2 separate regions of the Homo sapiens genome follow, and region 1 is linked to region 2. Evidence: chromatin contacts called from ENCODE Hi-C or POLR2A ChIA-PET data. All regions are on one chromosome and are shown on one strand. The core of a region is the stretch at or near the end of the contact, and the rest is flanking DNA. Distances in the headings are between cores, read along the strand shown. Region 1 overlaps LOC105371773 (a long non-coding RNA gene). Region 2 holds the start of RAPGEFL1 (Rap guanine nucleotide exchange factor like 1).

The links. Hi-C counts contacts between places; a loop is a spot of excess contacts on that map. ChIA-PET counts read pairs that join two places held with the same protein, here RNA polymerase II (POLR2A).
Region 1: a map of endothelial cell of hepatic sinusoid shows a loop between it and region 2 (4-fold over the local background). The contact joins the enhancer-like site here to the promoter of RAPGEFL1 in region 2. A Hi-C loop is called at or near these places in 1 of 168 maps with a recorded cell type or tissue (endothelial cell of hepatic sinusoid). POLR2A ChIA-PET finds 5 or more read pairs at or near these places in 1 of 52 experiments (activated CD4-positive, alpha-beta T cell).

What each region holds. Positions count from the first base shown.
Region 1 is chr17:40,518,638-40,523,080 of GRCh38, reverse strand. It overlaps LOC105371773 (a long non-coding RNA gene), which reads right to left. Exons shown (of 4, transcript NR_188623.1): 2 at 2,257-2,366. Among named protein-coding and RNA genes, the nearest start is that of TNS4, 19 kb to the right of the region's middle. Within about 2 kb of position 1,485, at least 5 of the 41 ENCODE cell types and tissues checked have a DNase peak (open chromatin) inside an H3K27ac peak, as active enhancers do.
Region 2 is chr17:40,175,500-40,179,798 of GRCh38, reverse strand. It overlaps RAPGEFL1 (Rap guanine nucleotide exchange factor like 1), which reads right to left and starts at 2,329. Exons shown (of 15, transcript NM_016339.6): 1 at 1,418-2,329. The coding sequence starts at 1,937. RefSeq lists enhancers at 346-1,200, 1,201-2,057, 2,449-2,949, 2,950-3,450 and a silencer at 2,288-2,417.

The sequences.
Region 1 (4,443 bases), core at 236-2,735, 340 kb before region 2:
AGGAAGAATCCCTGTCCTCAAGGAGCTTCTCATCTAATATGGCGGGGGGTGGGAGGGCAGGGAAACAAAATAGAGTCCCAGGCTTCAAGTCGCTCCCAGGCTGATGTGATCCAACCCACACTCAGGAAACACCCAGTCCAATATGGGAGACAGTACATGTGCACACAAGTGTCATCCAAATTGAGAGGATACAGCACCAGTCACTGTGCCTACTGTGTCCCTACTGTGTGCTAAGCATGTTACTTAGGGGTATCACTTATAAGGCCGTCATGCAAATGGTCCAGTCTCAAAGCTGCGTTATCATCAAGGATGGCAACCAGGCTGGGCGCAGTAGCTCATGCCTGTAATCCCAGCACTTTGGGAGGCTAAGGCAGGAAGATCACTTGAAGCCAGGAGTTTGAGACCACCCTGGGCAATATAACAAGACCCTGTTGCTACAAAAAAAAATTGGCTGCAGTGAGCTATGATCTCACCACTGCGTCACTCCAGCCTAGGCGACAGAGCAAGATCCCATCTCAAAGAAAAAAAAAAAGAGACAGAGTGGGAGAGGAGAGAGAGAATAGCAACCAAAAAATAATAATTTCACAATAACTCTGTTTACTTGAATTTCTTAAACTTGACTACAAAGATTCATGGATCATAGCGATGCTTCTCAAATCTCCTTTCTCCCACCCACTCTCTTCCCTCACCCATTACAGCTGCTCAAACCTCCCTCCTCCCTCAGTCTTGCTGCTAATCCTTCTTCCCTCTCTCTCTCTCCTCCCAGTTCTATATCGCCTATGCCTAAGGACTATTCCAATAAATCAGCACCTTTCATAGAGGGTTAAGGGAGGCGTGCGCGCACACACACACACACACACACACACACACACACACACACACACACACACAATTCAAATAGGCCAAGTCAGGATTTTCTCTGATGAGCAGAGAGAAGGGAGAGACTGGGATGGAACACTCGACCCCCACCCGCCCCCGCCGATGGCTTTCCTCCTGCCACACACACATTATCTCACTTGATCCTCACAACCAACATATAAGGTTGATGCTATTATCCTTATTCTACCTATGAAAAAACTGAGATTAGCAAGTAATGCTTGACCCAGGCCATGCCATTAGTTAGCAGTGGAGCAGGGACTTGAACCCATGTCTGCCGAAAGGACAAATATCCTTGTTCCTGGCAGGGTGTCCAGAGTGAAGGAGTTGGGTGACTCAGGGCTTGGAGAGAGTGCTTTGTGGAAAGCAATCTTCAGGGTGTGGTGAATTCTTCTTCAATACCTCAGGATATGTATGTGTTTGTGTCTGTGTGCGTCTGGGGATGGGGGTGACCTGACCACAGGGAGTTCTTCTCAGCCATGCTCCACTTCCTACAGAGTGGGAGGACATTCCCTGTGGAGCCAGTCATCCTGGGGCAGCTCAGGGAGGACTGCAAGGGCACCCTCCACAGCGGGGAGGATACGTGGGGACTCTCCCTGGGGGTCAGAGTGGAGCAGGGAACTCCAGAAGCCCGAAGGGAGGAGACTCCTGGGGGCCAGGCTGAGAGTATGATTCGCTCATGGCATCTTGTTACAGGAACAGGAAGCTTCCGTCTCCTTAGAGCCTCCCTTCAGCAACATGAAGCTGGAAGGGCAGAGCGTGGCCCCATTTTACAAGTAACAAAACTGAGTCCCAAAGCAGTTCCTCCACTGTAGAGGAGACAGGGCTAGGCCTCAACACAGACCCTCTGGCATCCCGCCACGCCCCACACACAGCCTAGGCTGCCAGGAGGACTCCACAGCCCTGCATCCCACCTCCACTTCCCCCGGCCCATCCGAAACAGTGCCTCCTTCTCTCCTTCCTGAGGCCACCAAGCGACTCTTGTCCCTGGACTTTGAGTCCTTCGGGCAGACCCAGAGGAACCTGTCCTGCCCGCTGTGTCCTGCTGGTGTCTGGCAGGAGAAGACACTGTGTGAATGGAGGGATGCAGGCGGCAACAGACAGGCTGGGGTAAGAGAGGGAGTGCTAGGCAGGAGGCGTCGTGACCTCTTCCCGCTCCACCACAAACCAGTACCCTGGGTGGTCTTGGGGAAGCCGCCCTCCATCTCTGCGTCTCCCTCCTTCATTGCATAGGAGGGGGTGGGGACACATCAGGCTGCACAGAACCCAGGTGTGGCGGGTGCAGGAGGATGGAGAGGGCTGGACGGCTAGGGTGCTGACCCCCTCCCTCAGTGCCCACCTCCACCAGCACCCCCTCCAACTGGATTAGCCTTGACCTACCTGTTGTATTAGTCTGCACTTACTGGTAAGCTTCTGTTTGAAGAAAGGATTCCGGCATCCACCTTCTTTCTTACAAATACCTCTGTATGGTGTCGGTTCATAATCCTGTTCTGTTGATTGTTATTAAATAAGGATTTTCCTGTACTTTTAGGAGGAGGTTCCAGAGTAAGGGGTGGGAATGGGCTGGGGGATTCACTGCTTCACTACTCCTGGATCCCCCCACCCTGCTATTGGTACTGGAAGTATTCAACACGTGGCTTCCCTTTGAGACCGCCTCCATGGGACACCTCCCCTGACCCTCACCCCCCAAATATGTAAACCTTCTGAGCTTGTTGCCTATTTTACCCCAGTGGTTCTGCCCAATTTGTTTTTTTGTTTTTTTGTTTTTTTCTTTGATATGGAGTCTCACTCTGTCGCCCAGGCTGGAGTGCAGTGGTGCCCTCTCGGCTCACTGCAACCTCTGCCTCCTGGGTTCAAGTGATTCTCCTGCCTCAGCCTCCCAAGTAGCTGGGATTACAGGTGCATGCCACCACACCTGGCTAATTTTTGCATTTTTAGTAGAGACGGGTTTTCGCCATGTCGGCCAGGCTGGTCTCGAACTCCTGACCTCAGGTGATCTGCCCACCTCGGCCTCCCACAGTGCTGGGATTACAGGCGTGAGCCATCACACCCGGCCGGTTCTGACCAGTTTGGATGCGACTCCCAAGAGCTTGTTCCTCAGTCCTTCCAGAAGGGAGTGTGTATGGGATATTTCTGAGGCCCTCAAAGGCACAGGCTGCCCCCAGTGCCCTCCGATCTTCCCATAGCCCCTCCTGCTTCCCTGGGTCTCAGTTGGTCTTTTTGCTTCACCCACACCTTGAAGCCTGTGGAGCTGCTCCCAGCTGTCGAGGACTCCACTTAGAATGCCTGTTAGAGATCAACCGTTTTTCTCTTCCCCTAAACTCTGCTGCCTCCTTTAAAGCTCTACAGTTCCGTGCTACACCATCCAAAGTCTGAGAGTGCTGGGATGCAGGGGGCAGGTGGGGGGAGCAGGCGTCCTATTCTCCCAAGAGCCCCTTGATGTGATCTTAGGAGGCTGGGTGGACACCAAAGTGTAGTGAGACCAGAGCAAGGAAAGGCTCCTGCTTCAGGTCCCAGCTCACATTGGAGAGGGTCCTCCCCTTGGCAGGAAGGCAGGGACTGGAGCAGGTGACTGTGAGCTCCCAGCCCTGGGGACCAACCATGGGGCTGCCCCTGATGCCCTGGTGCTGGTCAGCAGAGTCTCTTTCCAACTGAACTTCTGCTGACTAGAAGGCAGCTCTTACCCTCTCTGTGCAGTTCTGCTGCGGGTCTATAAAGCAGACCCAGGAGCCCAGGCATGGGGCAGAGGAGGGAGCCAGATGCTGTCAGGAGACAGCACTGCTGTCAGTGCCCTCGGGAGTCAGGAAAGCCAGGCTGGAGAGCACAAGCTGACCTCCATGAGCCCCCAGCAGTCCCTTAAACCCGGCCCCATTTCCAGTCACAGCAGAGAGTACGACCTGGGGCTCTTTGGATGAAATGGACAGAGTGGGCTCTGATGGGGAAGCACCCTCAGGGACTATGTATACTCCCCACAGCCAGGGTGTGAAGCCCTCTAGACAGTCCTCAGCAGGAGCCCCACAAACCCATCCCACAACCTGCCACTCCATATAACAGGAGGATCCCTCAGAGCCCTTTGAGGGGCAGAGGGGTGGCGGGAGGGTGGTTGGCAACAAGCCTGTGGGTGAGAAACCCTCCTCAAGGCCTTGGAGGAGCCCTAATCGCCAAGCAAAGAAACATACCTGCCCTGCCCTCAGGGAGCTCCCACTCCAAGGGGGAGACCCAGGCCCTACTTGGGGATGGGGATGCAGGGATAGGGGTGGGGGCTCAGGCTTGCTCACTGAGACACCTCAGGGAAGGGCGCAGGCCTGCAGGTGGAGGGCGGAGACTCCATGAGTAATCAGGTTTACAGAGGAATGCACTTCCAAGGAAAATGAGTCAGAGGCAGGAAGAGGAGAGTGAGAGCCCAGTCTGGATGCCACCCTCACCTGACCTACAAGGCTCGCTGCCCCAGGCACTTGGGGAGACCCCTGTTCCCTCTCACACTCTCAGCCCTACTATAGGCCCCGGTGAAATGCAGGGAAGATCCCTGTAGCCAAAAGTCCTATAAATGATGGTGAGGAGTCAGGA
Region 2 (4,299 bases), core at 1,080-3,579:
GTTGGGGTTCCCTGCCGAGGGCTGAGAGCAAGTGTGAAAGCCCTCACCATTAGGGCCTCAGCCGGGGCTCCCAAACCTCAGACCCTCCTGGGCTTAGAGTAATGCCTAGAGCTAGACCTAAAGAACCCTCGGTCTTCTACCTCAGAACTAACCAGATTTGGGGCCTTGGTTTCCTCAAAGGCCCCTTAGTAGGGGTGCTGAAAGGGAGTGGTGAAATAGTATCATCATTTAGGGAATAAGCTTCTCAGGGTGTGGTGATTATATTTTAAAGAGGCCGTGTGCCAGGTCCGGTGGCTCACGCCTGTAATCCCAGCACTTTGGGAGGCCGTGGGGTGGGGGTGGGGGGAGGTAGATAACGAGGTCAGGAGTTCAAGACCAGCCTGACCAAGTTGGTGAAACCCCGAAACCCCGTCTCTACTAAAACTACAAAAATTAGCCAGGCCAGTGGCTCACGCCTGTAATCCCAGCACTTTGGGAGGCCAAGGCAGGTGGATCACGAGGTCAGGAGTTCGAGACCATCCTGGCTAACACGGTGAAACCCCTGTCTCTACTAAAAATACAAAAATTAGCCAGGCGTGGTGCCACATGCCTGTAGTCCCAGCTACTCAGGAGGCTGAGGCAGGAGAATCGCTTGAACCTGGGCGGTGGAGGTTGCAGTGAGCTGAGATGGCGCCACTGCACTCCAGCCTGGGTGACAGTGAGACTACATCTCCAAAAGAAAAAAAAAAAAAAGCCGGGTGCTGAGGCCTGCCACCGAAGGGTGGAAGCTGGAGGCGCTTGGACACCCTGGATGCTGCAGGGCCATGATGCCGGCCCAGCCACCTCTCCCCTCCCAGACACCTTCTGAGTCCAGCCCAAGGAGAATACTATCCCCCCCACCAAACTGCTAAGGACAACGCATCCCTTTGCTGATGCCTAAAAGGCAGCTTGGGGCCTGTGCCTGTCTGGCACTGCCTCCCTGGGTGGGTCAGCCTGCGCTGTGTAGGCCTCTGAACAGTCAGGGACCCCAGGGTTTTCAGGGCTAAAGCACCTCTGGCGGGTGGCATGGCTGCGCTGGGCAGCTCCCATTTTAATGTGTCAGGCCCTAATTTGGGGCCACAGGAGGAGGTATTCAACATCAGGGACCCATGGGAGTCAGTGGCTCCAATGCCCAGGGGAAAGGAAGGGTGGCTGAAGGAGAGTAAGAGGCTCAGCTGCTTCTCCAGACGAGGGTGAGGCTGCTGTAGGGAGGAAGGTGAGTACTGCTCTCCTCTTCCGCGGGAGGGTCTGTACCTCCGCTAGGCCCCTAGCCGGCTTCCGCGGACCACTCAACCCTATAACCAAGCCCCGGCACGGCGCCACCCCTACGCTCCAAGGGCAAGGAAGAGGAGCCGGGGCCAGCCCCTGCTCTGGGTGTTCGAGCCCACCGGCTCCTTACCTGAGGCGGCGCTGTCCCTGGTAGCCCCTCCAGCAAGCCGCTCCAGAACCCGGTTCAGAAGATGCTCGGGCCGCTCGGGGGCGCCCAGAGGGGCCCAGGGCGGCGAAGTCAAGGGCTCGCCTGGGGACAGCTCGTCAGATGAGTAGGAGGAAGGGGAGCGCAGGGGCCCCCCTCCCCCGAGAGGCCCGGGCCCCGGCACCTCCTCCAGCTGCAGCCAGCAGGGCCCCCCGCTGCCCGGCTCCTCCGCGACCCCCGCCGGCTCTCCTCCTTCCTCCTCAGGGGGCGGCTCCAGCCCCGGCTCGGCGGGGGGCTCCCGGAGGAAAGCGGGGAGCAGCAGGCGAGACACGCTCTGACGCCGCTGCAACGACCGCTGTCCCCCGGCTGGACCGCCGCCCCCGCCGGGTCCCCCACCCCCTCCAGGCCCACCGCAGCTCCCCAGACCCCCGCCGGGACCTCCCGCCACCGTTCGGCCCGCCAGCTGCGACGTCTGCTTCTTCAGAAATTTCTCCAGCGGCTTCATGCCCCCCCCCGCCCCTCTCCTAGGGGTCGCCGGGGGACCCAGGTATCCCAGGCGCGGGCGGGGGGGGCGGCGAAGACACGATGCTCAGAGCTGGAGGAGCAGAGTAGAGGGCCGTGCCAGGCGCCAGACTGGGGGCCAGAGGGGCCGAGCCTCGCTGGCCAGAGTCCAGTGGCCAGTAGCCGGGGGAGGTGCCAGAGGAAAGGAGTGCTCGCTCTCAGCAACCCCCCATGCCGGCTGCAGCCGGCACGCGGCCCGAAGAGTGGGCAGGCTGCGGGGCCGGTGCGCCCGGCTCTGCGCTGCGGCGGCAGAGGCAGCGGGCGGAGCGCAAGGCTGAGAGGACGCGGCGGCGGCGGCGGCGGCGGCTGCGCTCCTGGCCGTGAAGAGGGGGAAGGTGGCAGAACCGAGACCGCGCCCCCTCCTCCAGTCCCCGCCCAGTCCCCGCCCCTACCCTTCCTCGGCTCGCCCCCGCGCCGCACGAGGCTTGAACTCGCGCGCTGGGGTTGACCGCGAGGGAAACAGTAAGGGACTTGGGTTCTAAGCAGAAGAAATTAAGGGCAAAGGTAAGTCAGAGATTTACCAATGGGGAAGGATTCCTGGCTCAAGGGATAACCGGGTCTCAGCATCATTTCAAAGAGTCAGGACAGGTCTGTGGCCTGGACACCTTCACTCACCTACCTGTGTACCCAAGTCAGGCCTACAGATTGCTGAACCCAAGAGTGTGCACCTTTCTCATACTCACAGAAATATGTGGAGTTTATCTTCCTTCTGTGAGAAGAGCTGGGAAGGCCTCTTGGGTGAATTAGCATTGCCACTGGAGGCGGTGCCCATCTGTCCTCTCTGGTAGGGCACAATAGGTGGTGTGGGCCTGGTCTGTGGGCAGGTACTGGCAGGCAGGTAGGAGCCAGGCAGGGAGCAGCAGGTTGTGGCAGGTCTAGCTGGGGTGAGGAGGGGATAATAGGCAGTGGGGAGGAGACCAGGAGCACAAGGGCACCTGAGCCCAGCTGGCAGCAGAAGGAAGCAGGGCCATGGAGACAGGTGACAAGCCCCAGAACTGCCGACTATCATCAAGCACAGAGCCCAAGTGTACATGGCCATGGAGTGGGAAAAGTGGTGCCAATTAGCACTCCAAGTAATCCTTACTCCTGATGCCCACACCAGGAGCATTCTGTCCTTAAGGATATGCTGCCCCAGAAGGAGTGTGGGGGAGGAGGGGGGTGCATCGTAAAGCCATGCTAAGTGTGAGAACATCCAGGTTAGACTTACAAGGTGTGGGAGTGGCAGCAGGTTCTCGATGGGTTGAGGCTCTCTGGACAATGCCCCACCCCTGTTTACCGAGCACCAACCAGGCAGAGACAGGAATGCTAATGGCTGGGAGTGGTAGTAAAACTGAACAGGGTGTGTATGACATACGTATCAATGTATGTGCATATCTGTTCCCATGTGTGCTAGAGCATGTGTTCACAGAAATAAAGCTTTGCACACCCATCTGTTTGTGGATTTGGAAACAGTAAAAAGAAGACAGCGCACAATTTTGGCTAAGAAGCTGTATTAGAGGTCTGAGTATCAGCTTCCTGTGCTCCCCTTATTGGACACTCCAATATCCCCTGGCTTGAAAGGGGAAAGTGGCTGGAATGGGTTGGAGCTCCCCAGGTAGCATTTTATGAACTGAATAGGAAGAGGGAAGGGCTTCTCTCCCAGCACATGCCACAGTTACCAGATTAAGCCGGTTGCCTTGGTAACCTTCTCTCTGGGCAGGATTTGGGAATTGTTGGTTAGGAAGGGCGAATTGGGGAGTGTGAAGGGTGTAGGGGGTTGAAAATAAAACAGACTGAGAGACTTCTGGAAGCTAGAAGCTTGGGACACAGGACCCCAGTACTCCCCCAAATGCTCAAGGATGTCAGGCAGAGACTAAGTTCAACATTTTGAATCAGTGAGGAGAGCCAGCATCAAGTCATGGTCCTCCTGGAGTGGCAGTGGTTTTCACCCTGACTACACACTGGAATCACAGGGAAGCTTCTCAGAAATACTGATGCTGGCTGGGCTTGGTGGCTCACGCCTGTAATCTCAACACTTTGGGAAGCCAAGGCGGGCAGATCACTTGAGGTCATGAGTTCAAGACCAGCCTGACCAACATGGTGAAACCCCACTTCTAAAAATACAAAAAAAATTAGCCGGGCATGGTGGCACACACCTGTAATCCAAGCTACTTTGGAGGCTGAGGTAGAAGGATTGCTTGAACCTGGGAGGTGAAGGTTGCAGTGAGCTGTTATCATGCCACTGCACTCCAGCCTGGGTGAGAGACTCCATATTAAAAAAAAAAAAAAAATACTGGCCAAGTGCAACAGCTCACGCCTATAATCCC